Linked DNA regions of Homo sapiens: region 1 is linked to region 2. Evidence: chromatin loops called from intact Hi-C (ENCODE). Cell type or tissue: endothelial cell of umbilical vein. All regions are shown on one strand. Each heading gives the region's core, and the rest is flanking DNA. Links, peaks and the distances in the headings are about the cores only.

Region 1 (15,756 bases), core at 8,489-10,988, 51 kb after region 2:
TCTCCAATTCTCTCTTTCTGCTGTTAAGAAGACTGCAGCAGGCCGGGCGCGGTGGCTCACGCCTGTAATCCCAGCATTTTGGGAGGCCGAGGGGGGCGGATCACAAGGTCAGGAGATCGAGACCATCCTGGCTAACATGGTGAAACCCCGTCTCTATTAAAAATACAAAAAATTAGCCGGGTGTGGTGGCGGGCGCCTGTAGTCCCAGCTACTTGGGAGGCTGACGCAGGAGAATGGTGTGAACCCGGGAGGTGGAGCTTGTAGTGAGCCGAGATTGCTCCACTGCACTCCAGCCTGGGCAACAGAGCGAGACTCCGTCTCAAAAAAAAAAAAAAAAAAGAAGAAGACTGCAGCAGCTTTGGCCCAATATCAAGCTAGGTTCTATTTGAAAGGAATATGATTACATCTCAGAAATGCTTGTAAAAGTCTTGTTGCATCTCATTGGCCTAAACTAAATGACATACTCAGAGTTAAACCAATTGCTTATGATGAAGGGAATGTGATGATCTAATTGGCCAATTCTGAATCACATGTTCACATCTGGAGCCAATCAATACCATCCCAACCACCATACGGCCTGGGAATAGGTCAGGGTCTTTTTTTTTTTTTTTTTTTTTTTTTTGAGGCAGAGTTTCCCTCTTGTTACCCACGATGGAGTGCAGTGGTGTGATCTCGGCTCGCCGCAACCTCCGCCTCCTGGGTTCAAGCCATTCTCCTGCCTCAGCCTCCCGAGTACCTGGGATTACAGGCATGCGCCGCCACTCCTGGCTAATTTTTGTATTTTTAGTAGAGACAGCGTTTCTCCATGTTGCTCAGGCTGGTCTCGAACTCCCGACCTCAGGTGATCCACCCACTTCAGGCTCCCAAAGTACTGGGATTACAGGCGTGAGCCACCGCGCCCAGCCTAGGTCAGAGTCCTTTAAGGGAGGTATGAAAGGACCACAAATATCCATCATCGATAGTTACTGATGGAGGGTTATCTACTATGCCTTGGAGAATTGAGTGGGACCCACCTAAAAAAAATCATATTTAAAACCACTGCAAAAGTTGCAAGTTCCATGTCATTTTTTTTTTTCTGACTGGGAGGAGCCTTATTCCAGGGTCTTCTAGGTGTTATTGGTCAGATGGTGACTTGATTGCTGCTCTCTAAATAGAGCTTTCACATCCGAGATGACTCTTCTAACTTTCTACAGAGCTCCCACATCTGTTCCTTCATTTGATCTAAATTTAACAGCATTCCTATGAGTCAGAGAAGTGAAGTAACTTGTTTACAGTCACACAGCCAAGCCAAACTTCCTGCCTCCCAGCTTACAAACAGAGCAGTGGGTCCACCCATCTTGATCCTGGGGTACTGACAAGAAATATTTTGGAGAAGTTAGATAGGGTAGAGGCAGAAGTAGACGCAATTAAACATGAAGGATTGTGAAGGCAAAAGATGAACCAGCCAGCCTAGTCTCTGGATGCATAAGCTCCAAGTGTGGAGGAGACCCGGAGAGAAAAGCAGACTGTTCTCTGTGTTTACCTGTAAGCACAGGTAAGTACAGAACCTTCTGGGAAAGCCCACTGATTTTGGTGGCAACAGCCTTCTTCAAGTGAAGACAGGAGGGAGTGAGCCTGCATCTTTAAGGATCACACAGTCTCATTTTAATTATTAAGTTGCTGCATTATTAACCGATCAGCTGTGTGCGGCAGAAAACCAAGGGTCAGAACTCCAGGGCAACGATCCATTCCTGGTGCCACCTCCAGCCCAGTAGTTTCGAACTCTTCTCGGGGCCCTTTCAGAACTTGATGAATGATAGCGAGACTTCCTTCCAGAAAAGCGCAAAATTTGTCTGCAATTTCAGGATTCGGCTAGGAATACGGCTGCAGGTATTTCCTGCCGGTGTGTTGAGGGGCTTTCCACATCCGGTCTCATGGAGTCCCAGGTCCCCTATATTTCTTGGTCTCTTTCTGAGTAATGATAACTCCTAAAGGTGGATGCAGGGAGAGGAGGAAGGGGAAGAGATGAGGAGGTAGGACTTAACAGCACAGGCCTGAATTATTTGGGGAAGAGAGGAAAATAAAGTTCTCTTTGCTGAATTGCCTTGCACAAGGCACTGGTCAAACAGAACTCTAAGCGGATAGTCCCACGGATGAATGTGCATGCCTGTGTGCATTCGTTTCCAAACTTCAGCCATGCAGAGACACCTCCAAGCCTTTTGTTTCATTTCACTTGCATTGTGGCTGTTTCCCTTTAAAGCAATACACTTACACTTACATTTCTTTCCCAGGGAAACTTTATATTACTACCAGACATGTAGAGCCGCAAATGTTATTTGAAAGGGATTAAACACTCAGAAAACCAAACAATAGTATGAAATCCTAGCTAGCCTCGATAACTGTCCTTCACTCTGAGCCCCAAGATGTACTTTCTATTTAAACAAAAAAAGAGGCAGGGTGTGGGGAGTGTGGAGGTGTTGGGGGATGAGAATAGCAAGGAAAAGAGATGTTAGACACCGAACTGAGAGTTTTTTATTTTTTATTTTTTTGAGATGGAGTCTTGCCCTGTCGCCAGGCTGGAGTGCAGTGGCACGATCTCAGCTCACTACAACCTCCGCCTTCTGGGTTCAAGCAATTCTCCCTGCCTCAGCCTCCTGAGTAGCTGGGATTACAGGCACCCACCACCATGCCCGGCTAATTTTCTTTTTTTCTTTTTTGCATTTTTAGTAGAGACGGGGTTTCACCATGTTGGCCAGGCTGGTCTCGAACTCCTGACCTCAGGTGATCCACCTGTCTTGGCCTCCCAAAGTGCTGAGATTACAGGCGTGAGCCACTGCGCCTGGCTTTTTTTTTTCTTTTTGAGACAAGAGTCTCACCATGTTGCCCATGTTGGAGCGCAGTGGCGCAATCACTGCTCACTGTAGCCTCTGCCTCCCAGGTTCAAGCAATTCTCCTGCCTCAGCCTGCCAAATAGCTGGGACTGTAGGCGTGTGCCACCATGCCCAGCTAACTATTACTATTTTTTTTTAATTTGTAGAGACAAGGTCTCACTATGTTGCCTGGGTTGGTTTCAAACTCCTGGCCTCAAGTGATCCTCCCATCCCAGCCTCCCCAAAGTGCTGGGATTACAGGCATGAGCCACCTTGCCCGGCACTGAGACTCTTGATATTATCAGGACTGAAATGATTGCAAGAAGACTGTCACTTTCTCACCAGTCTTCACTCTTACTTCATTCTCCACGCAATTGGGAAACACCGTGATTTATTTAACAAATATTTATTCAGTTGCCTGCTAAGTGTTCTTGGCCCTAGGGGAGAGGAGGGGAGGGCATGGGGAATAGACATGGGTCCTGCCCTTCTGGAGGGAATATTTTCATGGTGGAGACAGACAAACGACTAAGCGAAAAATAAAATGATTTGAAATGGGGTTGAGTACCGTTTAAAAAACTAACAAGGGGTTACAATAGTGAGTTGTTCAGGCGTGGGAGGTGCGAGGGTGGACTTCACATGCTGGAGGCAAGATCAGGAGGTAATTTGGTCCTCCAGTGAGTGAGACCTGCGTTTCCAATAGAAAAGTCACGTTCAGGGTTGGATTCTTAAGCAGTGGGAAAGTGGTTAGCAGCTGTAACTTGATATCCCAGGCATAATCTGAAGGACACTACAGAGACCTGCTCTTTGCCCCTGATTCAATCAGAAAGCAAAGCAGATGTTGTATTAATAGTTTTCCAGTCCAATGGCCAAGAGAAAACAAAATATGTCATACATGTGGTTGTATTTAAAGGCAAGATTACAACACATGTTCAACAAACGTTCGCTGTTGCTGGAGCAAGGAATTCCATTCGTAATCGCAGCTGAGTTAATCTAATTAACTGCAAATGAAGATGCCTGTTTTCAAGTGCAGCCAACACAGTCAGGGTACACAGTATTTACAATGTTTTCCCCTCTTCTTTCCTTGCAAGGCCGCAACCTGCCATGCTGTTTTTAAATGCCCAAGAGCTGGTGACAAGAGGGTTTCCCTTTGCCATCTGGACCTGATTGCCTTAGAGGTAAAGATTCAATACCCTTAAGAAGTTAGATTCTAAAAGATTATAAATTGGTGCCACTGCTTTTGATTGCAATTGATCAATTTCCGGATAGAGATTGCACAATCCATGAAGACACACAACACTCTCAGAAGTCACTGCTCCATGCTGTGCCCCTCATCCCTGCCTGGGAGCTCGGTATCTCTGCCTCCCACCTTGCTAACCAGCACCTCTGCCTTCACTCAGAGCGCTCAGGACATAGCTGTAAGCCACTCAAAAACAGTTCTTGAAATCTCAAGTTCAATACTGGCCTCCTAAATCCTAGCAATTCCCAGAGGAGTGAGAGGTGGGAGGTGGCAAGGATGAAAGGCTGATTTTAGCTCTGCATTTGGGGCCTCTTGAATCATCTTTATTTGATGGGAAACTGGGAAGACTGGGGGAGGATAACGTATTAAGCTTATTCCATTGAAAAGACCTCACTAAGATATCAGGAAAAAGTCAGATGATAATATTAGATTTACAAACCACAGGCGGTTTGCCTTCTCATCCCCTACAGGCTGAAAGCTCCAGGGCCATGACATTTTAGGCACCCTGAGGCAGAGGGGTTAGAGTATGGGCTTTGGACTCAGGCAGCCCTGAGTTCAAATCCCAGTTCTACCATTTACTGCATGTTAAACGTTCATACATTGCTTAACCCCCTGAGCTTCCATTTTCTCATCTGGGAAATGGGTATGACACCATCTGCTTCTCAGAGTTGTCCTGAGGATGGGAAATGATGCCTATGAAAATGTCAAGGTCAGCCGGGCGCGGTGGCTCACGCCTGTTATCCCAGCACTTTGGGAGGCCAAGGTGGGCAGATCTCGAGGTCAGGAGATCGAGACCATCCTGGCTAACACGGAGAAACCCCATCTCTACTAAAAATACAAAAAATTAGCCAGGCGTGGTGGCAGGTGCCTGTAGTCCCAGCTACTTGGGAGGCTGAGGCAGGAGAATCGCTTGAACCCGGGAGGCAGAGGTTGCAGTGAGCTGAGATTCCACCACTGCACTCCAGCCTGGGTGACAGAGCGAGACTCTGTCTCAAAAAAAAAAAAAAAAAGAAAGAAAGAAAAAGAAAATGTCAAGGTTGTTGCCTGCCCGAGACTCTGTCTCAAAAAAAAAAAAAGAAAAAAAAGAAAAAGAAAATGTCAAGGTCGTTGCCTGCCCTGTAGTTTGCACCTGCGTTGAGTAAACAGTACGTTCTCGCTGCCACCCTCACCTTCTCCAGATTTTCACTTTTCCCTCCCACTTTCCTCTGGAGGCTGCCTGCACTCTAAGCCATCTCCATGATGTCATCTAACCCAGATCTTTCCAATTCTTCCTAAGACCAGACATTTTTCAGGGGCAATGCTGGGTGACAGCCATTAGTCCAAGCTGTGGCCAAGGAAAGTGCTCTATCCCTGTCCAAGGGCAATTCCCAAGTGGGTTCCCTGTAACAATAACGAATGCCTGTGAGCATTCCTTGCAAGAATTATTATTATTATTTGTGAGACGGAGTCTCACTCTGTTGCTTAGGCTGGAGTCCAGTGGCATGATCTTGGCTCACTGCAACCTCCACCTTCTGGGTTCAAGTGATTCTTCTGCTTCAGCCTCCCCAGTAGTTGGGATTACAGGCGCCCACCACCACGCCCAGCTAATTTTTGTATTTTTAGTAGAGACGGGGTTTCACCATGTTGGCCAGGCTGACCTCAAGTGATCTGCCCGCCTCAGCCTCCCAAAGTGCTGGGATTACAGGCGTGAGCCACCACACCTGGCAATAATAATTTTATTTTAAAAGGAATTCTGTGCTCTTATTAATTTAGGAAATACTTAGGGATTCACAGTGCACATTAGCATATTAAGGGTTCTGAGAAATCCTGTAGCAAATAAACCCATTTAGCTTTGTTTATGCTAACTTTCCCACTTGAGCTGACCTGGCCACATCATGTTATCCCTCTTCTTTTCTCAGAGTGCTTTCCTTTAACTCCTCTCAATTCATCCTCCCAAAACCCTCTCACCCACTTTCACAGATGTGGAAATGGGGTTCAGAGAGGTGAAGTGACTTGCCCATGATGGCTCAGCTGGGTAGCACCAGAACCAGCTGCTTTCTTCCTGAGTCCAAGGCTCTTTTCTCTACATCTGGAAGAAACAGCTGAATACATCCCTTTCTGGCTAAACAACCACAGAATCTGTCAATCATTGCCTGGGCTCCTGGGATGACATCGCCCAACAATTTCATTTTCTCAACAATGGGAAAACCAGAAAAGGGAAGAGATTTGTCCAAAAGTGACAGGAACAGGGGTGGCAGAGCCAGAACTGGCACCCAGCCTACTAACGCCCAGGCCAGGCCATCTTCACCTTATGCCTGGGGCCCACCTGTCTGGCTCAGACCCCTCAGTCATCTTCATTACAGCTTTCTTCCCTCCAATACTAGAATACACTGTCCAATAGATCTTTCTGTGGTAACAGAAATGTTCTATAGCTGTGCTATCCAATACGGTAACCACTAACTACATGTGGCTATTGAGATGTATCTAGTGCAAATAGGAAGTAAATGTTTAATGCTATTTAATTTTACTTAATTTACACTTGAATGGCCACATGTGGCTAATGCCTACCATATTGGACAAGGCAACTCTAGAGGTCAGAAATGAAGGCCAGGCATGGTGGCTCATGCCTATAATCCCAGCATTTTGGGAGGCTGAGGCAGGAGGATTGCCTGAGCCCAGGAGTTCGAGACCAGCCTAGGCAACATAGGGAGACCTCATCTGTATAAAAATAGCCAGGCATGGTGGCACGCACCTGTAATCCCAGCACTGTGGGAAGCTGAAGTGGGAGGATCACTTGAGTCCACGAGTTCAAGACCAGCCTGGGCAACATGGCAAATCCCCATCTCTACAAAAAATTAAAAAATTATGGTAGCCTGAGCCTGTGGCCCCAGCTACTCGGGAAGCTGAGGCAGGGGGATTGCTTGAAGTTGAGGCTGCAGTGAGCCATGATCCTGCCATTGCACCCCAGCCTGGGTGACAGAGCAAGATCCTGTCTCAAAAAAGAAAATAAATCATATCATAGCAAGTCTACTGAGATCCACTCCATGTAATTATCATATGAATAGAAGATCCTTGTAAGAACTGTTGAGGCTAAACTGCCTGGACCTTGTTGGGGGCTAAATTCCCTTTCATCAGGGCACAACCTGAGATGTCTTTGCTCAAGCTATTTCTTCCTTCCCTGGCAGCATCCTACCCAGCTTCTAATCTAAGCTCAAACACACCCTCCTTCAGGAAGATTTGCTGTTCTACCTTCTCCCCACCAAGCAGAGTGAAGGGATTCTTCTTTGGAACTCCCACTCTCCTTTATTTATCTCCAGATGGATGAAAAAGGAAGAGGGTTTCTGTTTTGCTAAAAGCCCTCTGGTGAGCAAGTGGATGAAAGAGGAGAGAGTTTGCCTGGGGCAGGGGTGGAAGGGGGAGTCGTGGCAGGGGCAAATGCTAGGTAGCTTGAGAGAGATAAAGAAGATGTAATTAGAGAAGAGGGGTGATATGTGATTTAACCTTCTCCTTTATCTGCCCTACAACATCTTTAGTGAAAGTCGACATTGCAAACCACAGTGACACGTGGATAAAACTCACGTTGTTGGGGGGAGAAGAGCAAAACATATGCTTCACAATAAAAACACTCAGTATCCTAGGAATAGGAGGGAACTTCCTCAACCAGATAAAGGGCATCTATGAAAAACCCAGAGCTAACATCACACTTAATCGTGAAAGACTGAAAGCTTTCCCTCTAAAATCAGAAACAAGAAAAGGATGTCTACTACTGCCACTGCTATTCAACATTGTTCTGGAAAATTCTAGGCAGAACAAGTAGGCAAGAGAAAAGAAGAGGTATCCAGATTGGAAAGGAAGAAATAAAACTGTCTCTGTTTGACAGTTGTCATAACCTTGTACATAGAAGATTATGAAGAAGCTACCAAAAACTATTTGAATGACTAAACAAGTTTAGTATGGTTGCAGGATACAAGATCAATATGCAAAAACCAGCTGTAGTTCTTCTATATGTTGAAAAGAAGAAAATTTAGAACGAAATTAAGAAAAATTCATTCACAAGAGCATCAAAAAGGATAAAAAATAAGGCCAGGCATGGTGGCTCATGCCAGTTAATCCCAGCACTATGGGAGGCTGAGGAAGGAGGATCACTCAAGCCCAGGAGTTTGAGACCACCTGAGCAACACGGCAAGACTCTATCTCTACCAAAAATTTTAAAAAATTAGCCAGGTGTAGTGGCCATGCCTGCAGTCCTAGTTACTCAGGAGGTTGAGGTGGGAGGATCACTTGAACTCAGGAGATTGAGGCTGCAGTGAGCTATGATCTGGCCACTGTACTCCAGCCTGGGTGTCAGAGAGAGAGACCCTGTCTCTAAATGAAAATAAATAAATACATAAAATTTTAAAAAAGAATGAAATACTTAGGAATACATTTAACCAAAGAAGTATGAGGCTTTTTACATTGCAAAACTATATAACATTGTTGAAAGAAACTAAAGAAGACCTAAATAAATGGAAAGACATCCCATGTTTATAGATGGAAAAGTTTAATATTAAGATAGCAAAACTTCTCAAATTGATCTACAGATTCAATGCCATCCTTTCAAAATACCAGCTAACTTTTTTGCAGAAGTTAACAAACCAATCCTAAAATTCATATGGAAATTCAAGAGAATCAGAGCAGTTAACCTTCAAAAAGAACAAAGTTGGAGGGTTCATACTTCCTGAGTACTAAAACTTAGTACAAAGCTATAGTAATCAGATACTATGAAATTGACATAAGGACAGACATATAGATCACTTGACTAGGCTTGACAGTCCAGAAATAAACCTTCACATTTCTGATCAATTGATTTTCTACGAGGCAGCCAACACAATTCTGTTTTAAATATGGTGGTAGGACAACGGAGTAGCTACATTCAAAAGAATGAAGTGAGACCCTTAACTCACACCATAAACAAAAACTAATTCAAAATGGATCAAAGACCTAAATGCAAGCATTAAAACTATAAAACTCTTAGAAGAAAACATAGGAGGAAATCTTCATGACCTTGGATTAGTCAATGGATTCTAAGATATGATACCCAAAGCATAAGCAACAAAAGAAAAAATAGAAAAATTGGACTTTATTTTTTTAAGAGATGGGGTCTTGTTATGTTGCCCAGGCTGGACTTGAAATCCTAGGCTCAAGTGATCCTCCTACCTCAGCCTCCTGAGTTGCTGGGACTACAAACATGTACCGCCATGCCCAGCTAAATTGGACTTTAAAATGGAAAACTTTTGTGCTTCAAAGACGTCAAAAAAGTGAAGACAACCCACAGAATGAGAGAAAATTTTCACAAATTGTATATCTGATAAGAGACTTGTGCCTAGAATCTATAAAGAATGATTACCACTCAATAATAAAAAGACAAATAACCCCATTAAAAACAGGCAAAGGATCTGAATAGACGTTTCTCCAAAGAAGATAAATAAATGGCCGATAAACACTTGAAAAGATGCTCAACATCATTTGCCATCAGGGAAAAGCAAATCAAAACCATGATGAGATGATGAGATACCACTTCACACCCACTAGGGTGGCTATAATAAAAAAGACAGATCGTAATAACTGTTGGCAAGGAGGTAGTGAAATTCGAACCATCATCACACATTGCTGGTGGGAATGTAAAGTAGCACAGAGCTTTGAAAAACTGTTTGGCAGTTTCTCAAAAACTTAGAGTTACCATATGACTCAGCAACTTCCCTCGTAGGTATATAGAAGAGAAATGAAAACATATGTCCACACAAAAACTTGTACATGAATGTTCATAGCCGTATTATTCATAATAGCCAAAAGTGGAAATCACCCAAATGGTAAACTGATGAGTGAATAAATAAAATGTGCTTTATACATATGATGAAACATTCTTTGTCAATAATGAAGAACTGATCCCTGCCGCAACATGGGGGAACTTAAAAGCATGATGTTAAGTGAAGGAAGTCAGATTCAAAGGTCCATGATTCCATTATAAATGGCATTCCATCTGTGGAATTCCATATATGGAACGTCTAGAATAGGAACACTTCCTTTCTATAGAGACAGAAAGGAAATTAGGAGTTGCCAAGAGAGGATGGGGAGACTGGTGGGTGATGGCTGAGAAGGTGGCCGTGTTTCTTTTTGGGGTAACGAAAGTGTTCTGAAATTGATTGTAGTGATGGCAGTACAACTCTGAATTTACTGAAAGCCATTGACTTGTACATTTTAAATTGGTGACTTGTACGGTGTACGAATTACATCTCAATAAAGCTGGTTTTCTTTTCTTTGTTTCTTTATTTTAATAGACAGGGTCTCACTCTGTTGCCCAGGCCGGAGTGCAGTGGTGCGATCATAGCTCACTGCAGCCTTGAACTCTTGAGCTCAAGCAATCCCCCCACCTCAGCCTCCCAAGTAGCTGAGACTATAGGCATTTGCCACCATACCCAGCTAATTTTGTTTATTTTTTGTAGAGATGAGGTCTTGCTATGTTGCCCAGGCTGGTCTTGAACTCCTTGGCTCAAGTAATCCTCTTGCCTTGGCCTTCCAAATTGCTGGAATTACAGGCATGAGCCACCACACCCAGCTAATAAAGCTCTTTAAAAAAAAAAAAGTTGCATATGGATACATACAACATATCATTTATATGAAAATATTGAAACATGCAAACAATACTATTGTTTAGAACACATACAAGGGCAGCGAACGCAGAAAGACATGCATGTGGATTATAAGGGCACAAATGGTTAGTGCATGAGAGAGACACAGGCTGCTTCAACTATAATTCTAACGTTTCTTTTTTTTTTTTTGAGACAGAGTCTCACTCTGCTGCCCAGGCTGGAGTGCAGTGGCGTGATCTCAGCTCACTGCAACCTCTGCCTCTGGTCAAGCGATTCTTATGCCTCAGCCTCCGGAGTAGCCATGATTACAGGCGCGTGCTACCACAACCAGCTAATTTTTGTATTTTTTTTTTTCTTTTGAGACGAGTTTTGCTCTTGTTGCCCAGGCTGGAGTGCAATGACACAATCTCGGCTCGCTGCAACCTCCGCCTCCCGGCTTCAAGTGGTTCTCCTGCCTCAGCCTCCCAAGTAGCTGGGATTATAGGCATGCGCCACCACGCCCAGCTAATTTTTCTGTATTTAGTAGAGACAAGTTTTCATCATGTTGGTCAGGCTGGTCTCGAACTCTTGATCTCAGGTGATCCACCCGCTTCAGCCTCCTAAAGTGCTGGGATTACAGGTGTGAGCCACCACACCCGGCTAATTTTTGTATTTTTAGCAGAGATGCGGTTTCACCATGTTGGCCAGGATGGTCTCCAACTCCTGATCTCAAGTGACCCACCCGCCTCAGCCTCTCAAAGTGCTGGGATTACAGGCATGAGCCACCACACCCAGCCGTAACATTCATTCTTAAGCTTGGCAGTGGAACATGATATTATCCCACATACCTTTTCTGTTTGCTTGAAATTCTTTGTGAAATAATTTCCCAGGCATTTTCCAATGCTGCAGAAACTGGACATGTGTATTTGATGGATGAATTGGGGGACTGGCCTAAGGGGGCCCTGGACTGGAAAAGCTGGTCCCTTTCAGGTTCCCCACACTCAATAAAACATTTCCTGTATTGAATCCAGCAATCTCTGGGACCATCTCCGGAACATGCTTTCCCATAGTTGGTGTTCTGCAGAAAATAGTACGGCCTTTGCAACCATCCAGACAGCCCTGGTTTGAGTCCCCGCTCTGCCCTCATTACCAGCATGGCCTCTCAACAATTACTAAATACCTCTGGGCTTTACTTTCCCATCTGCTAAATGGGAATCATACCACCTGCTCCTTGAAACTAGTGATGATGGAATGCAGAAGCCCTTGCAAGGTGCCTGGCTTCCCCTGCCTGCTGAGGACGAGGCTCTCACTCTCTGCTGAATCTTTCTGGGTGATGCAGGTTGTACTGGACCCTACATTCCTTTGCACGGTGTGTGATCGGCCATCAATCAGTACTCCCTGAGTAGAACTGACTTTAAGAGCCTCAACTTCCTTCCTCCCTTCCTTACTACTTTGAAAAGCCAAGGGAACCAAAGGCTTCTGAAGAGAGCTCCCTTCATTACTTTAAAAAACAAAGAAATGTAGAAATAAGCTGGCTCTGTCATTCTCCATGGATCGTTTTTGTGTTCTCAGCTGTTGTTCATCAGTTCCTGGAGGCTCACAGGGCAGTGCCAGCCCCCAGGGGCCAAGGAATGGGATGATGGTGTGTGAGGATCTGGATGTAGCCTTCCCACCTCCAGTCATGCAGGCTCCTTCAGCCCTTCCTGGAGCACAGAGAGTTGGATGCCTTGGCCCAGGCCCTTGGCAGTGAGATTTAGTCCCTGCTGATTGCAGCCCAGCCCCTGGGGGAGAACCGGGCCTCAGAAACTGAGACTGAGATCCAGGTGGACAGATGGGAGCTGGTTCTATGCTGACCAGGGTAGATGGAAATGCTGACTGCCCAGAGGAGCTTCTGGAGAAAGCTGTCATGGAGGTAATTCCAGTGACTGAACAGAACCCAGGAAGTGCATTCTCTGAGCTTTGGGCCCTGAAGCTTCCTCTTCCAAATGTCAGTTGCAGCACAGAGCTCAGCACTCGGCCATTCCTTCACTCCCTCTGGGACTTGGCTGGTTTGTTTTGGGAAGGTTGCAGTCCCTGTGTCTGGCTCAGGTCTCAATGTCATCCAAAGTCTTTGTGGCCAATGGGAAAGGGAGCAGGGAGACAGAGCCCCATGGGGCCCCGTGGGCTGTGTCCTGGCCATCCTGGCCAGTGGGGGAGAGCCTGATCATGGTGCCCCTGAATGTCCCCAAAGGAGGTCAGAGCACAGGCCTTCTTTACGCCACTTCCACCCGACCCACAGTAACCCCACCGTGACTCCCTGCGGTTGCAACTTAGCTGAAAAGCGATACATCATTCTAGCTTCACCCGTGGACCTCTGGGATCCCTTGAGGCCCCATCTGTTCAGTGCCTGACCCTGATTAACCTGTGGTCCTTCTGGCCTAGGGCCTGGCATCATGGAACAGGATGGGCGGCTTTGGGAACCAAGGGAAAAGTGACAGTCCATTCCCTCCACCCCGGTTACTTGTCTGCGGTCCAGCTAGCCATTCTCCCATCCACTGGATGAAGGTCCTACAGAAATCAAGGTCCGGGGCTGCCACCAAGCCTTCTGGCTTCTCCAAGGAGCTCCTGGGGCTCATGGCTTGCTGTCCACAGTCCCTGCCTGCCTCCCACCAGTCCTCCATTCTGCTGCCAAAACCACCCAACGAACCCTCAAATGCAACTGTCTCACAAACCCGCATTATGGACCCTGCTTGGCTCTCCTCCACAGACTGGAGGCCCACAGATGGGTTTTTGCTTGTCCTGCATTGAGATTTTTAAAAATCTGGAAGTTGCCCAGGTTCCCTTGAAACACCAGTTGGCTGGAGCTAGTGCAAGGCCTCCTTAGGCAGGTACTTAGGGAACAGTCCTCACCATTCCCTATCGTCTCACATCCAGCCTCATTCCCTCATGAAATGCAGTGTTTGGTGCCTGCATACTTTTGAGTTTCCCCCCTCTAGTCTCCAGGCAAAGGCTATTGTAGCATGGCAGGGAGGGAAGGAAGAAGGAAAGAAGTGTAGAGGAAGGAAGGAAGGAAGGGAGGGAGGGAGGGAGGGAGGGAGGGAGGCAGGCAGGCAGGCAGGCCGGCCGGCCCCAGCTCTGCTGGTGAATGCAGAGGGGCTCAAGCAGTGGTCTTCCCTGCCAGGACCTACGTGCATGCTCTGCAGAGCAGGCTGGGAGACGCCTCTGTCGGGAACTGCCATTGCACTGCTGTGGCTCTGGGAGCAGCAAACTGCCTGGGGGCTGTTCTCTGATTTCCAAACCACGGCAGGGAAGAGCACTGTGAGCGTGCGGGGGTGGAGGGTGGAGAGAGACAAGAAAGCAGGAGCAGAGGGAAGTGGAAGGGGCAGAGGCGTGCTGCTTAGCAACCGCGGAAGAAAATTTAGAGAAGTGACAGGACCATTTCTCCCTGTGCCTGAAAGGGAGGATTAAAAAGAAAGAAACAAAAAACTCGTCACACGCCTACACTTGCTCATCTTGTTGTGGCGGCTCTCGGAGTGTTGGCTGGAATTCACAGGGCTCCTCTGCAAGGGAGGGCCATTGTGGAGGATGCCTGGCCAGCCACGTGTGATGTGGGAAAAGCTACAAAAAACTACGTCCTCAATAGCTCAAGGGGGACCATCTTTGTGGCCCCTCAAGGGGAGGGAGTGAAGCCTTGCAAGAAAGATGTAAGGACACAACCTCACCTGTCTCATCTTTTCTCTCTCTCACTTCTTCCTCCTAAGTCTACCAACATCTAGAGAGAAAGGTGTCGGAGTCCTGTTCTCCATCTTTCTCCCAGAACCTCACGAACAGCCCCAACCCCATTCCTTCCTCCCCACCGAGAATTCTCTGTTGCTTTTCTTTCTTAATTTGATTTTCTCTGGCTCAGAATCGAGATCAAAAGAGGAAATTCTTTCCAGCCTTTTAGGAATAATTCCCAGAATCTCCCCCTGGAAATGCATACGTAATTACCATAATTATTTTTAAAGAAATCTTTCGTGTTCTCTTACCCGCTTCTTTTCCATCTCTCCTGCAGGCTTGGGGAGGAGGGGAGAGAGAGGAAGCTTCAAGAGTGTCTTTGTGGTTGCTGGTTGACCAGTATAAACGGTATTTACACATTTAGAGTGGCAGACTCACCAGTACGTGAGAGAATTGTCGATGATGCAGGCAACTTACATGAAATGTACCCCTCCAGCATTCAACGCAGCAGAATCACCTAGTAGAAGTTATTCTCTTTCTAATTTGTTTTCAGTTGTTTTAATTTCATCGAGTCTCAAGTTGGTGCTAGCCTAGGTCATTAACACCTCCCGGACACTTGCTAACCTTGCCTTTTTTTTTTTTCCCGGACGGAGTCTTGCTCTGTCACCCAGGCTGGAGTGCAGTGGCATCATCTCGGCTCACTGCAACCTCCGCCTCCTGGATTCAAGCGATTCTCCTGCCTCAGCCTCCCAAGTAGCTGGGATTACAGGCACCCCCAACTTTGGCCAATTAATTTTGGTATTTTTAGTAGAGACAGGGTTTCACCATGTTGGCCAGGCTGGTCTTGAACTCCTGACCTCAGGTGATCCACCCATCTCAGCCTCCCAAAGTACTGGGATTACAGGTATGAGCCACCATGCCTGGCCTAATCTTGCCTTTTAGCAACCATGACAGCACCAGTCTTCAGGCTTACAGCGAGCGAGAGCAACCAGCTATCTTTTAATCATAGTATTGCTTTTGGTTGTATTTATTTTCTACAGACCATGAGAGGGGCTTTTTGTTATGGCTGGTTCTTTTTAGAGGAAAGACAAATAATGAATCAGTAATAATTGAGTTGGAACAAGGATACAGTGCCTCATGGCAGAGGCCTGAAAAAGAGCCCAGATTTCCAGCTCCTATTCAGCGAAGTGGGTTCCCCAGGTGGCAGGCTGCAGATCAAGCTTGGGGAAGGTTCTGGTCTGAGGTCAGTGGGTCCAGCTGGTCAGCAGATGGCAACGAGGGAACTTTGGATGAGAGTTGTTGTCGGAGCCCGCCGGCCTGGTTTTGCAGCCTGCTTGAAGCCCGTCTCTTCCCTGGGATGACAGAAGCCAGTTCATCAGTGTTCACC
Region 2 (15,756 bases), core at 7,810-10,309:
CTATAATCCCAGCTTCTCTGGAGGTTGAGGCATAAGAATCACTTGAACCCAGGAGGCAGAGGCTGGCAGTGAGCAGAGATCACACCACTGCACTCCAGCCTGGGCAACAGAGGGAGACCCTGTCTCAAAAAAAAAAAAAAAAAAAGAGGGTTAACACCAAAGTGACATCATGATTTGAGGGAACGTTTTATAGGAACTGAAGTTGCCACTAACCTCAGGCCTTGCTGTGCCAAATTTAGGTTTCCATCCTGACACAAGATGTGCCATACTTTCCCATCAATGTGAGCGGCTCCCTGTGGACCTGTGGAAGTGATCCTCATGGGGAAGGGGTGGGCATAACAAGACCACGGGGCGTTATTCTTTGAAAACAACAAACAAACAAAATGGGTAATTCTGGCCAGGCATGGTGGCCCACTCCTGTAATCCCAGCACTTTGGGAGACTAAGGAGAGAGGATTGAATGAGGCCAGGAGTTTGAGACCAGCCTGGGCAACATAATGATACCCTGTCTCTACAAAAAATTAAACATTAAAAAATTAGCTAAGCATGGTGGTTTGTGCCTGTAGTACTAGCAACTGGTGAGGCCAAGGTGGGAGGGAGAGGGAGTTGGGGGTTGTAGGATGCTGTGATCGTGCCACTGCACTCCAGCCTGGGCATGAGAGAGAGACCACATCTCTATAAAAAACAAAAACACAGAGGTGAGTCTCATATGCACACCCCTAAAGGTTTAAGGTATGGTTTCCATCAAGTCCAACAGAGCTTAAAAGTAAGAGGTTTTAAAAAATAAAAAAATAGGCCGGGCACGGTGGCTCATGCCTATAATCCCAGCACTTTGGGAGGCCGAGGTGGGCAGATCACAAGGTCAGGAGTTCAAGACCAGCCTGACCAACATGGTGAAACCCCCATCTCTACTAAAAATATAAAAATTAGCCAGGTGTGGTGGCATGCACCTGTAATCCCAGGTACTCAGGAGGCTGAGGCAGGAGAATCGCTTGAACCCAGGAGGCGGAGGTTGCAGTGAGCCGAGATCGCGTGACTGCACTCCAGCCTGGGCAACAGAGTGAGACTCCATCTCAAAAAATAATAATAATAATAAAATAAATAAAAAAATCAATAAAAATAAATTAAAAATAAAAAATAAGGTATGGTTTCCAAAAAAAAGCACTATTAAAGTGTCTTTTGATCCAAGAAGAATTTTATAAAGTCCTATAGTGGGGTTTGTTTTATGCACATTCATTCAATAAAAAATGTATTAAGCACTTAAGTGCCAGCTAGTATGTCAATAACTATGAGCAAGACAGGTATAGTCCATGCTTTCATGGCATTTATGGTCTAGAGGAAGAGAGAGGTGTTAATTAAATAATTAAACCAATAAAAGTTGAAATACAATGTAGTAAGTAGAATGAAAAAGAGGAGCAAATGACAAGAAAATGGCTGGATGGAAGGGTAGGAAAGAACTTGCTTGGACTGTGTTGTGAAGGATGCATCAGAGAGAACTAGGCAGGAAGGAGAGGGGAGAGCATTCTAGAGATCAGCAAAGAGGAGGTAAGTGCTAAGTGTTAGTGGCTGGGAGGGCAGGGTGGACCAGAGCCTTAAAATACATTAAAAAAAATTTTTTTTTAGGGATGGGGTCTTGCTATGTTGCCCACGCTGGAGTGCAGTGGTGTGATTATAGCATGCTACAGCCTTGAACTCCTGGGCTCAAGTGGTCTCCCTTCCTCAGCCTCCTGAGTAGCTCGGACTACAGGTGCACCATCACACCAGGCTTTAAGAGGCATCTTCAACATCATACTGAGTGGGCAAAAGCAGGAAGCATTCCCCTTGAAAACCAGAACAAGACAAGGATGCCTACTCTCACCACTCCTATTCAGCATAGTACTGGAAGTCCTGGCCAAGCAATCAGGCAAGAGAAAGAAATTAAAAGCATCCAAATAGGAAAAGAGGAAGTCAGACTATCCCTGTTTGTAAGATAATATGAGATTTTATACCTAGAAAACCTTAGTCTCAGCCCCAAATCTCCTAGATCTGATTAACAGCTCCAGCACAGTTTCTGGATACAAAATCAATGTAGAAAAATCAGTAGCATTTCCATACACCAATAGCATCCAAGCTGAGTGCCAAATCAAAAATGCAATCACATTTGCAATAGCCACACAAAGAGTAAAATACCTAAGAATACGGCTACCCAGGGAGGGGAAAGAACTCTGCAATGAGAATTACAAAACACTGCTGAAAGAAAAGAGAGATGACACAAACAAATGGAAAAACATTCCACGCTCATGGACAGGAAGAATCAATATTGTTAAAATGGCCATACTACCCAAAGCAACCTACAGAATCAATGCTATTCCTATCAAACTACCAATGACATTCTGCACACACTTAGAAAAAACTATTCTAAAATTCACACGGAACCAAAAAAGAACCCAAATAGCCAAAGCAATCCTAAGCAAAAAGAACAAAGCCAAAGGCATCACATTACTGACTTCAAACCATACTACAAGGCCACAGTAACCAAAACAGCGTGGTTCTGGTACAAAAATAGATACATATACCAACAGAATAGAATAGAGCCCCCAGAAATAAAGTTGCACATCTACAACAATCTGATCTCTGACAAAGTTGACCAAAACAAGCAATGGGGAAAGGATTCCCTTTTCAATAAATGGTGCCATGATAACTGGCTAGCCATATGCAGAAGATTGAAACTGGACCCCTTCCTTACACCATGTACAAAAATCAACTCGATGGATTAAAGACTTAAATATAAAACCTCACTATAAAAACTTTTGAAGAAAACCTAGGAAATACCATTCTAGACATAGGCCCTGGCAAAGATTTTATGATGAAGATGCCAAAAACAATTGCAATAAAAATCAACAAATGGGACCTAATTAAACTAAAGAACTTCTGCACAGCATAAGAAACTATCAACAGAGTAAACAGACAAACCACACAATGGGAGAAAATATTTGCAAACTAAGCATCTTACAAAGATCTAATTCCAAAATCTATAAGGAACTTAAACTAACAAGCAAAAAACAACTCCATTAAAAAGTGGGCAATGGACATGAACAGACACTTTTCAAAAGACGACATGTATACAGCCAACAAGCATACGAAAAAATGCTCAACCTCACTAATCATCAGAAAAATGCGAATCAAAACCACAGTGAGATACCATCTCACACCAGTCAGAATGGCTATTATTAAAAAGTCAAAAAATAACAGATGCTGACGAGGCTGTGGAGAAAAGGGAATGCTTATTCACTGCTGGTGATAATATAAGTTAGTTCAGCCACTGTGGAAAACAGTTTGACAATTTCTCAATGAACTTAAAACAGAACTACCATTGGACCCAGCAATCCCATTATTGGGTATGTATCCAAAGGAATATAAAGCATTCTGCCATAAAAACACATGCATGTGTATGTTCATTGCAGCACTGTTTACAATAGCAAAGACACAGAATCAACCTAAATGCACATCAACAGTATACTGGATACAGAAAATGTGGTACCTATACACCATGGAATACTATGCAGCCATGAAAAAGAATGAGATCATGTCCTTTGCAGCATGGACATCTCAATACAGATAGGCTACAGGTACGACAGCTGTTTGCTACATCCTGCCCATCCTTGACCTAGCACTGGGTGCGGCAGAGGTGGTAGGACTGAGCTCAGATTGACCAACAGGAATGGTGGATGGAGCTGGATGCCATTGTCCTAAGTGAACTCATGCAGGAACAGAAAACCAAACATCACATGTTCTAACTTATAAGTGGGAGCTAAACATTGAGCAGATGTGGACACAAAGAAGGGAACAATAGACACTTGGGTTTATTTGAGGGTTGAGTCGGGGAGGAGAGTGAGGATCAAAAAACTACCTATTGGATACCATGCTGATTACCTGGGTGACGACATAATACATACACCAAACCCTGTCGACATGCAATTTATAGAACCAATCTGCACATGTGCCCCTGAAACTATAATTTAAAAAACAATAGATTATGTGATTTGGGCATAATATATAATAATACATGTGATTTTAAAAAATTAATGACATCTTGAGACACATGTGCACCCCGAGCACATGGAGGCAGTGGAGAGAAAGAAATCAAACCAGAAGCAGAAGGGTGTTGTGAGCAACGTCGTTGGTCCTCAGATACTCATCGTTCCTGTTGGTCAATCTAAGCTCAATCCTGCCACCTCTGCCGCACCCAGTGCTGGATCAAGGATGGGCAGGATGTAGGAGACAGCGTTGTATCTGTAACCTATCTGTCTTTGAGGAAATCCCACATTGTAAGTCCGGGCACCCCGGAGAAGATATCAAGATGCAGATCTCCTGCCTTCCTTGCAACTAAGACAAGCCGTATGATGTCGGCCCTGTCACCTGGAGGCACCCCATGAGAATGTTGAAGTGTCAGTGGCAGAAGTGGCTGGCTTTGGGGGTAGTGGTTGCAGGGTCGAGCTCCCAGTGGCATAGTGGGCCCCGTGCTGACGGCAGCAGCGGCTAAAGTGAGGGCAGGCTCCTGGCACTGATGTTTCATGGCGCAGGAGCAGGGTGGAGTTTAGTTCATCCAGCCAGGCCTGCAGTGTGGTTTGGGGCATTTTTCCTAGAAGCTTAGCCTCAAGTTCTTTTCTCTGGCCCTCCCAGTGATTCTGTGGGATACCTAACATCCTCTATTGCATTCCCAATTCTGCTTAAACCAGCTCGCGTTTCCATCCAAGGACGTCGACCCCTTACAGGCCAAAACCAATCAGAGCCTGTGAGACTTGGACAGGGGCTCACCGGGGGTAGTGGGGAGGCAAACTTTCTCTGCTGTAAGGGAGAACCCAGGAAGCCAGCCCACTCCCCCTGCTTACCTGGAACCTCTGTTGCCACCAATGGCTTTCCCAACAGCTGTGATGGGAATGAGCCTTAACATAGGGCATGCATGGCACAGATGCCAAAAGATCCTGGAGGCTGGGTGGGTGGCTCACGCCTGTAATCTCAGTACTTTGGAAGCTAAAGCACAGGGATCACTTGAAGCCTGGAGTTCAAAGCCAGCCTAGGCAACATAGCGAGACCCTCATCTCTACAAAAAATAAAAATATAAAAATTAGCCAGGAGTGGTGGCAGGTGCCTGGAGTCTCAGCTACTCAGGAGGCTGAGGCAGGAAGATCGCTTGAGTCTGGAAGGTTGAGGCTGCAGTGAGCTGTGATTGTGCCACTGCACTCCAGCCTGGGTGACAGAGCAAGACCCTATCTCAAAAAACAAAACAAAACAAAACAAAACAAAACAAAATCTGGGTCCTTGATGACATCACCAAGCTGCTGGACTGACCCCAGACCCACAAAGCCCTGGCCACTCTCTTCCCTGAGCTAATGCATGTGGTCAGACCAACTCCAGTTGGCTTCTTTGTTCTTTGAAGCCCAAATATTTACACTGGTACAGGGAGGAAGGGAGCAATTTCTGGGGAATAAGCATGCCTCTTCCCTGGCTATGTCAGGAACCACCTTAAATTCTGTGCAATTTTAAAATCTATTCCCTCCCCACCTTACCAGTCCTACTCAGGCAAGTCCTACCTGGTTCCAAACACTTCATTCCAGAAAATACATCCTTCCTTGGCCCTCCCCCTCCTTTGACTCTCTCTTTGATGGGTGTAAAGTGGTTCCATTACTTGCCTAGCTCACACATCTGGTAAGTGGTAGAGCTGAGGGTCTGGAGGCAGTACAGATTCCAGGCTTTTAACCACTAGATTGAGTGCCCTGCACTATCCAGCTTTGTTACCAAAAAAAAAAAAAAAAAAAAAGATGACCTTGAGCCAGACCGAAAAAAAAAAAAGACCTCAAATCCTGCTCCATATTTGCTGTCTGGCCTTGAACAAGCTTCTTAAGTCTCACTGTGAAATGAAGTTAGTGATGCCAGCTTCATAGAACCTGGTAGTTATCTGTGCTGTTCACCAATGACTGACTTCAGGCTCCCCAGCTTCTGGGCACATGCAGGGCTCCACTTCCTTTTCCACTTGGGTGAGGTGTTCTGACTAGCTCTGGCCAAGGAGTGTGAATGGAGAGAGTAAGTATCTCTTCTGGGCCAGAGCTCTGTGTCTCTGGCAGGGCAAATAGCAATGCCCAGGATGGCGCTGGCTCTGTTGAGAAGAGCCCTCAGCCAACCCATTGTGGGCACAAAATGAGCAAAACACAAACTTTGGTGTTTTTTTTTGTTTTTTTTTTGAGACGGAGTCTTGCGCTGTCGCCCAGGCTGGAGTGCAGTGGCGCCATCTTGGCTCACTGCAAGCTCTGCCTCCCAGGTTCACGCCATTCTCCTGCTTCAGCCTCCTGAGTAGCTGGGACTACAGGCTCCCACCACCACACCTGGCTAAGTTTTTGTATTTTTAGTAGAGACAGGGTTTCACTGTGTTAGCCAGGATGGTCTCGATCTCCTGACCTCCTGATCTGCCCACCTTGGCCTCCCAAAGTGCTGGGATTACAGGCGTGAGCCACCGCGCCCGGCCAAACTTTGGTTGTTTTAAGCAGCTCCTGGTTGATGGCTGTCATAGCATGCACTAGCCTATCCCGCCTGATATATCTAGGATGGTCACTTGCTCACTGATTCCCTTGAACATATTTCTGCTGTGTTTCCAAACCCCACCTGGATAAGAGAAAAAGCTCAGGCAGCAGTTCTAAAGATTCTGGTTCAACACACCTTGGATGAGGCCCAGATCTCTGCAGATTTCTGGAGCTTCCCAGTGATTCTGTTGCACTGCCAAGCCTGAGACCCCTGCATTACCATGGACCACTCGTGATGAACAATAGGATGTGGTCCCTACCCTTGAGGGCTACGTAGATTGGAGAAGACTGGTGCCGAGAGAGAAAAATGAAAATTCAAACAGGGTAAGAGACCTGAAACCTGCGAAATGAAGTGAGAATATATGAGAGCTTTATGAACTATAAAGCTTGACCTGTAATAAAAATAGATGTGTTTCCTGGCGAATCCATTCATCAACTGTGTGACCCAAGACTGGGTGCATAGGCTCTCAGCCTAACGTATATATCATAAAATTATGTGTCTCAGTCGGGCATAGTGGCTCACACCTGTGATTTCAGCACTTTGGGAGGCCGAGGCGGGCAGATCACTTGAGGTCAGAAGTTCGAGACCAGCCTGGCCAACATGGTGAAATCCTGTCTCTACTAAAAGTACAAAAATTAGCTGGGCATGGTGGCGGGCTCCTGTAATCCCAGCTACTCTGGAAGCCGAGGCATGAGAACTGCTTGAACTCAGGAGGCAGAGATTGCAGTGAGCTGAGATTGCGCCACTGCACTTCAGCCTGGGTGACAGAGTGAGACTCCGTCTCAAAAAAAAAAAAAAAAAAAAAAAAAAATTACATGTCTCTCTGTTTTCCAGATATGAATATTGAAGTTGAGAAGGGTTCTGAAATGTAGCCCATGATCATACAGCGAGCACATGGCTAAATTGGAATTCAGACCCAGGTCCTTCCATATTTAAAGTCCGAGGCCCCACTGGTTTGCACAAGGCCCCTGCTTATCTCTCCAGCTTTAGCTCTTGTCTTCCCCTTCACCTTGGACCCTATCTTCTAGCCAACTCCAAGCTTCTCTTTCTAGGCACATGCTGTGCCATTTCCTCTGTGTTTTGGCTCACGCCTGTCTTTCTGTCCAGCATGATTTTCCTCCTTTCTCACAACCTTGCCTCTAAACACTGGAACACTCATGGTTTGCAGGCATAATCCTTGGACACTCAGTTTGATGTGCTGTCACCATCTTCCACAGTGTGGCCCTGCAAATGGCCTTGCACCTGCCGACTGGATGCCTCTGTCATTAGATTGCATCTGTGTGGAGGGCAGAGCTTGTCGTCCTGTCCTTGGGTCATCTGACTAGCATCCTAACACTTATACTAAAATATCAGCCATGACCACCTGAATACTCAGCTCAGCAAAACCAAAGCCTATAGCTTACAAGGCAGACCCTTCCAGGTAGCGGGGAGAGGGGGCAGGGAGAGGTTGATTAACGGATTAGCAAAATTACAGCTAGATGAGAGCAGTAAGTTCTAGGCTTCTGTAGTACTGTATGGTGACTATAATTAACATATTTTATTGTATATTTTCAAAAAGCTAGAAGAGAGGATTTTGAATATTTACAACACAAAGAAATGATAAATGTTTGAAGTGCTAGATATGTTAATACCCTGATTTGATCATTACACTGATTTGAGCATTGTCTGTATGTATCAAAATATCTGTATCCCATAAATATGAACAATTATTATGTGGCAAATAAAAATAAAAGGAAAAAATATTATGTCAATAATGAGTTATACAAAGGATTAAATATGTATTACTTTGGGCCGGGGGCGGTGGCTCATGCCTGTAATCCCAGCACTTTGGGAGGCCGAGGCAGGCGGATCACTTGAGGCCAGGAGTTCGAGACCAGCCTGGCCAACATGGCAAAACCCTGTCTCTACTACAAATAGAAAAAATTAGCTGGGCGTGGTGGCACGCACCCATAATCCCAGCTACTCGGGAGGCTAAGGCACGAGAATCTCTTGAATCCAGGAGGCAGAGGTTGCAGTGAGCTGAAATCTCACCACTGCACTCCAGCCTGGGCGACAGAGCGAGACTCCGTCTCAAAAAAAAAAAAAAAAAAAAAAAACAAATACAAATAAAAAATAAATAAATAAATATGTTTTAGTTTAAAGAAAAGCCCTTCCAGTAAGACCACACAGAAGAATACTTAAGAAAGCAAGTTGAGAGTTCTGATCCAGTCTTTGCCACTTTGTAGTTTTGCAGCTACAAGCACCATATTTCATTCTTCTTGACCTGTTTCCCAGATGTGAAATGACACATCTGAGACAGTACCTACCTCACACAGTCGTTGTGAGAATTCAATGAGATTGATGTGTACAACAAACTTGGGTACATTGCCCGGCTCATGAGGAAGAATTGGACTAAATTCCAGCTGCCTTCATTATTTCTATTATTGTTGCCTTCTTTTTATTATTAAAGCTATGGAGCATGCCCTTGTAGCTACTTGTAGTTATTCTTATGATTACTCACCACATCCTCCCTCCCTTCCCGCCAACCCTAAGTGACTTTGCTAAAGATTCCTTCCGAGAACGGATAGTGTTCTTGGAATTCGCGAAATGAGTTCTTCATTGTCTTATGATGGTTCAGTGCCCCAGTGGTGATTTTGCACTCCTGGCACCCCCGGGAAGCTGCCCAGTTGGCTCCCCAGGAAGTTGGTGCCTGCCAAGCCCATTCCATCCAGGCTTCCTGGATACAGCTAAGAAAATACGGGCTCTCCGTAGGCTCTCCCTCCCACTGACTTGACATCTCCCTGCTCCGGGGTATTCTGGGTTTATTTCTGGTCAGCTCAGGTCACTGTGAAGGTGGCCCCCACCCCTGGCTCTGGGAATGGCAGGATCCCAAACAGGCCCGTGGGCCTCTGGAATTGTTGATAACACTAAAAGGAATAATACCTGGAACACACTTATTTTCTTTCCTCCCAGGAGGAGCTCAGAGTTGGACTCTTTAGTTTTGAATAACAAGCACTTCATTTGCCATCAGAGTGAGCCAATCTTGCCTTGCCTTAGTTATCTTTAGCATATCCAGAGTGTGGTAGGCAAAATTTGGGTTTTCAGCGAAGCATTCCTCGGGGTTTCATAGTGAACAACTCTGAACTGTTATGAAAGGACGGAAAAACAGAAAATTCCTCCACACCCAAAGTATTACAAGAACAGGGAACTTAAGGAAAAAACCAAGTCCCAGACAACAAAATAAAGGGAAATGTAAGCTTGGCTTTTTGTATTGAAAAGATTCTGATGACCCAGCCATGAAAGGTTTCCACTAGGATCTGCTTGGAGGTGAAAATTCACAGGGTCTGTGAAAAGGAAAATAAAGATGGGAAGTCAGAAGAAAAGGAAAGGGAACAACATGTGTGTTGGAAGATGAAGGGGACAGAAATCAATGAGATGGTTAAAAGACAAGAGGTAAGGTGCCCCCAGGAACAAGAATTGTTGCCAAAGTAAGAGGGCCATCGGGTGACAGTATTTTCCAGAAGGCTGGAGCAGAAAACAGGCACACACACAATTTTTTTTTTCCGGAAATATGTTGACACACAACTGCTCAAATAAATTTGCATTCCCATCTCAACTGACTCATTTTTTGGCTGGAACAGTGAGCTTACATTCCAGAGCCCAGGCCGACCCTCTTGCACCCCCACTGCCGATAAAGTATAAAATGTGTAATTAGTGCTTTTTGCAGTAGGAAGGACCGTGATGTCAGCTCAGCTCTCTTTCCTGTAGCCTCTGTCTGCAATATCTAGCATTCAGTGTTGCATCCTTATGTCAACCATTTCCACAGGAGAAAAGATGAGAGGAAGGGTGAGAAGGGAGCATATTTTTACAGCTTACCAGGATTTAAGCATCAGTCTTTCAATTAAAAAACAAAGTTACAAACAGGGGAAAGAGGGATGTTAGACTGAGTGCTGTGATGATGAATTGAAATCAGTAGTATTGGTATGAACTAAAGGTTTCTTAATATGTAGAGATAGGTATAGGTGGACAGATGGATGGATAGATAGATAGACAGATAGATACATAGATAGATAGATATATCCATGCATGCATGGATTGGTATACATAATATATTCTCAAGCTCTGAACACTGAGAGACTCCAGCAGCAAGGATTCTCCACTAGCAGTGAGCACACCTACCACTCAGATCTTGGTTTCTAAATACCATTCTCCAAAAAAAGAGAGACCAGGGCTCCTTGGAGAGGTGGTTACTTCCAGAACTGGAGCGGAGAAAATACAAAATGCCTGTAGAATACCTTGTGATGCCAGAAAATAGGGAATTGCTCAAAAAATAATTGGGGTTTATTGGAAGGATGTAGAGCTCCTCATGGCCAGAGATGGAAAAATTTGAGCAACAAACTAATGGTAATATTGGATTATAAGTCATAGAATAAATACCCATGAGTCCATAATAATAAGAAAGGAAGAAAAGGAGTAAGCAAGAAAAGGAGGAAGGAAGGAAAGGAGGAAAGAAGGAGGGAAGTATTTTCTTAAGAAGAATTACAATTAATAGGCCGGGCATGGTGGCTCATGGCTGTAATCCCAAAATTTTGGAAAGCCGAGGTGGGGGGATCCCTTGAGGTCAGGAGTTCAAGACCAGCCTGGCGAACATGACGAAACCCTGTCTCTACTGAAAATACAAAAATTACCAGGGCATGGTGGTGCACACCTGTAATCCCAGCTTGTTGGGAAGCTGAAGCATGAGAGTTACTTGAATCCAGGAGGCAGAGGTTGCAGTGAGCCGAGATTGTGCCACTGCACTCTAGCCTGGGTGACAGAGTGAGACTCTGTCTCAAAAACAAAACAAACAAAACAATTAATAAATGTAGAAGCAATGAGGGAAATAAAAAAAATCACCATTAGAACACCACAGTAGAAATTTCTGCAGGTAAGATCCATGGATGCTTGCTAAAGTTTAAGTGAGCAAACATTTGAGGAGAAACAAGATAGTCGTGAAGTATCTCCCCCGAGAGATTAATTAATGACAAAAAGAAAAATGGTAACTTTATAGTGAGGAAACCCAGCAGACACCACATTAATCAAGTGGTTGAAGTTAACATCCCTAGTAATAAGTCATGTTGATATGTTGATATGATAGACATGATTCAAAGAGAATGGCATTTCACCTCTATTATTCTTCTCCCAAACCCATAACCTCCGTCTAATCATGAGAAAACATCAGACAAACCCAAATGGAGGGACATCTACAAAATGTCCCTCCAGTATTTTTCAAAAGTGTCAAAGTCATAAAAGACAAGGAAAAGGCTGAAGAATTGTCAGAGGCTGGAAGAGACTAAGGAGAACTGATGGCTAAATGTAATGTGGGTTCCTGGACAGAAACAGGTCATTAGAGGGAAAACCTGGTGAAATCTGAATACAGTCGATAGATTAGTTAGTAATATTGTACCCACGTTAACTACTTCTTCTTCTTCTTCTTTTGAGACGGAGTTTCACTCTTGTTGCCCAGGCTGGAGTGCAGTGGCGCAATCTCGGCTCACGGAAACCTCCGCTTCCCGGGTTCAAGTGATTCTCCTGCCTCAGCCTCCCTAGTAGCTGGGATTACAGGCATGTGCCACCATGCCCAGCTAATTTTGTATTTTTAGTAGAGACGGGGTTTCTCCATGTTGGTCAGGCTGGTGTCAAACTCCTGACCTCAGGTGATCCACCCGCCTCAGCCTCCCAAAGTGCTGGGATTATAGACATGAGCCACCACACCTGGCCTCCATGTTAACTTCTCAGTTCATTTTGCATTGTTCTATAGTTATAAAACATGCTAATATTAGGAGAAGCTGGGTGGAGGGTCTTTGGGAATGTGCTGTTGCTTTTGCAACTTTTCCTTAAGTCTGAAATTATTTTGAGATCAAAAGGTTTTTTGCTTTTTAATGAGGTGCTCAGTTTACCTGTTTACTGCTGATAGGGTTTTCTAGCAGCAATGTGAATCTGGAAACCCTCTGTTCTAAAACTGGTATAAGAAGTAAGGCCCTTCAGAGCTTCCATTCCTTGGGGGAGAACTTTAAGGGGGAGCTTCGTTCAATAATAAATGCTTATTAAGTACTATGATGGACTCTGAGGATATAAAGGTGAACCTACAGACATGGTTCCTGTCCTCAGAGAGCTTACTAGCTAGCGGGAGAAAATAGACCAAAACAAAGTACAAAAAATAAAATCAAATCATTGTGAGCTGTAACAAATGCCATGAAGGAAATCAATAAGGAGGCCAGGAAAGGAATTCCTGAAGTGATGACATAGAAGCTGAGAGCTAAAGAATGAAAAGGGCCGGTCATGGTGGCTCATGCCTGTAATCCTAGCACTTTGGAAGGCTGAGGACGGTGGATCACTTGAGGTCAGGAATTGGAGACCAGCCTGGCCAATATGGTAAAACTCCATCTCTACTATAATTACAAAAATTAGCCAGACGTGGTGGCAGGTGCCTGTAATCCCAGCTACTTGGGAGGCTGGGGCAGGAGAATTGCTTGAACCCAGGAGGCAGAGGTTGCAGTGAGCTGAGATTGCACCACTGCACTCCAGCCTGGGTGACACAGCGAGACTCCATCTTAAAAATAATAATAAAATAAAATTAAAAAAGAAAAAATGAAAAGGATCTAAATATGTCAAGAATGGGAAAAGGAGAACCCCAGCAGAGGGAACAGCACGCGCAAAGCCCTGAGTCAGGAAAGAGCTTGGTGTGTTTGAGGGCAGTGGCACAGATCACCATGAACACTAGGCCATAAGTTGATTTAGAATAGACTCGTCAAACAGTAAGGAGGTTTCTCAAATGACTGAAAACGAACTAGCACACGACCTCACAATCTCACTAGTGGGTATTTATCCAAAGGAAAGGAAATCCATATATCAAAGAAATATCTGCATCCCCATGTTTGCTTGTGTGTGTATTGATTTATTTTAGAGGCAGCCTCACTCTGGCTCCCAGGCTGGATGCAGTGGCACAATCATAGCTCACTGCAACCTTGAACTCCTGGGCTCCTCCTGCCTCAGCCTCTTGAGTAGCTAGGACCACAGATGCCCTCCACCACACCTAACTATTTTTTTTTTTTTTTTTTGAGATGGAGTCCTGCTCTGTCACTCAGGCTGGAGTGCAGTGGTGCAGTCTTGGCTCACTGCAACTCTGCCTCCCGCTTTCAAGTGATTCTGCTGCCTCAGCCTCCTGAGTAGCTGGGATTACAGGTGCCCGCCACCACGCCCGGCTAATTTTTGTATTTTTAGTAGAGACAGGGTTTCACCATGTTGGCCAGACTGGTCTCGAACTCCTGACCTCATGATATGCCCGCCTTGGCCTCCCAAAGTGCTGGGATTACAGATGTGAGCCACTGTGCCCAGCCTAATTTTTTAAAAAAATATTTTTTTTGTAGAGTCAAGGTCTCACTATGTTGCCTCGGCTACATCAATGTTTATTGCAGTGCTATTCACAATAGCCAAGATATGGATTCCACCTAACTGTCTAACAAATGAATGGATAAAGAAAATGTAAATGTGTACATATACATGATATAAATGGATATTACATATATCCATTTATACACACACACACATACACACACACAGAGGGCTGGGCACAGTGGTTTGTGCCTATTATTCCAATGCTTTGGGAGGTCGACGTGGGAGGATCACTTGAGGCCAGGAGTTTGAGACCAGCCTGGGCAATGTAGTGAGACCCCATCTCTAAAAAAAAATGTATATATACAATGGAACACCATTGTATGTCAGTCAGCCATAAACAAGAATGAAATCCTGGCATTTGCAGCAACATGGATGGAACTTGAGGCCATTATGTTAAATGAAATAAGCGAGGAACAGAAAAACAAATATCATATGTTCTTACATGTGGAAGCTAAAAAAGTGCTGTCATGGAGGCAGAGGGTAGAATGGTGGTTTCCAGAAGTGTTGGAGTGGGGATGAGGACAGGTTGGCTAATGGGTACAAACATAAAGTTAGATAGAAAGAATGAATTCAAGTGTTTGATAGTACAGCAGGATAACTGTGGTTAACAACAATTTATTGTATATTTCTTTCTTTCTTTTTTTTTTTTTTTTGAGATGGAGTTTTGCTCTTGTTGCCCAGGCTATAGTGCAATGGCACCATCTCGGCTCACTGCAACCTCTGCCTCCCAGTTTCAAGAGATTCTCCTGCCTCATACTGCCGAATAGCTGGGATTACAGGCATAAGCCACCGTTCCTGGCTAATTTTTTGTATTTTTAGTAGAGACGGGTTTCACCATGTTGGTCAGGTTGGTCTCAAACTCCTGACCTCAAGTGATCCGCTTGCCTCGGCCTCCCAAAAGTGCTGGTATTACACGCGTGAGCCACTGTGCCCGGCCTGTATATTTCAAAATAGCTAGAAGAGAAGATTTGAAATGTTCCCAGCACAGATAAATGATAAGTGTTCAAGGTAATGGATATTTTAAATACCCCGATGTGATCATTACACATTCTACACATCAAAATGCCACATGTACCCCATAAATATGTACAATTATTATGTAACAATAAAAATTGTTTTTAAAAAAGAATAGAATCCTCAATCCTTGTCTATACCACCACTGCCACCATGACTCCTCCTCCCTCATTTCATGTAATCCTCCCAACAATCCTACCACGTAAAGAACAAAGGAAACATCAGCACCCCCCCATGCAAAACCCTCTCTAAATGGTCATAACAAAACAAAGTATGACCACTTTGCATTTTAAGCTTGTGTAAGGGTGGGTGGCGCGCTTCACATGGATGGGGAAATCAGTCTCTCTGCTGGTCTTTTCCCCTTGCAAAACTTGATGTGAGAGGAAGAGACCAGATTGGAAGGTCTGGGTCTCAGCAGAGCACATTCACGAGAGGGAAGGCATGTAAAGGGAAGTCCAGGGAGAGCTCAAAATCAGAGAGTTGAAAAGAAATGAATTGTTCTGATCAGAAAAAAGGTGGAGAAGAATATTTGGGAGGCAAGATAAAAGAAGATTGGAAAGGAAGGATGTTTGGGGGATTCTGAAGAAAGATACCCAATACTCATAAGTGTGCGTTGAACACTCCTTCCAGAGCCCCTGAACCTTGTGAAGTCTGCCACATAGGCAGACCTGGTGTGTCTGTGAATGTGTGTTCTGTATGAGTGTATTTGTGTGTGTGTCTGTGAATGTGTGTCTATACGAGTGTGTTTGTATATCTATGTGTGTGAATG

What was found. Hi-C counts contacts between places; a loop is a spot of excess contacts. Peaks named below come from ENCODE experiments on the same cell type or tissue, not always from the same donor. Only the 100,000 strongest peaks of a DNase experiment are listed, where the experiment ranks them.
Region 1: a loop joins it to region 2, with 2.8 times the contacts of the local background. A loop is called at or near these places in 6 of 110 quality-filtered maps.

The regions. Positions count from the first base shown.
Region 1 is chr16:14,001,640-14,017,395 of GRCh38, reverse strand. It overlaps LINC02185 (long intergenic non-protein coding RNA 2185), which reads left to right and starts at 1,378. Exons shown (of 3, transcript NR_110909.1): 1 at 1,378-1,534; 2 at 3,938-4,024; 3 at 7,599-8,120. It also overlaps a transcript of MRTFB not described here. In endothelial cell of umbilical vein, for the core only: no CTCF peak of the experiment used is centred there; a DNase peak (open chromatin) is centred at 9,785.
Region 2 is chr16:14,051,610-14,067,365 of GRCh38, reverse strand. It overlaps a transcript of MRTFB not described here. Among named protein-coding and RNA genes, the nearest start is that of MRTFB, 12 kb to the left of the region's middle. In endothelial cell of umbilical vein, for the core only: no CTCF peak of the experiment used is centred there; DNase peaks (open chromatin) are centred at 9,255 and 10,155; H3K27ac peaks cover 2,025 bases.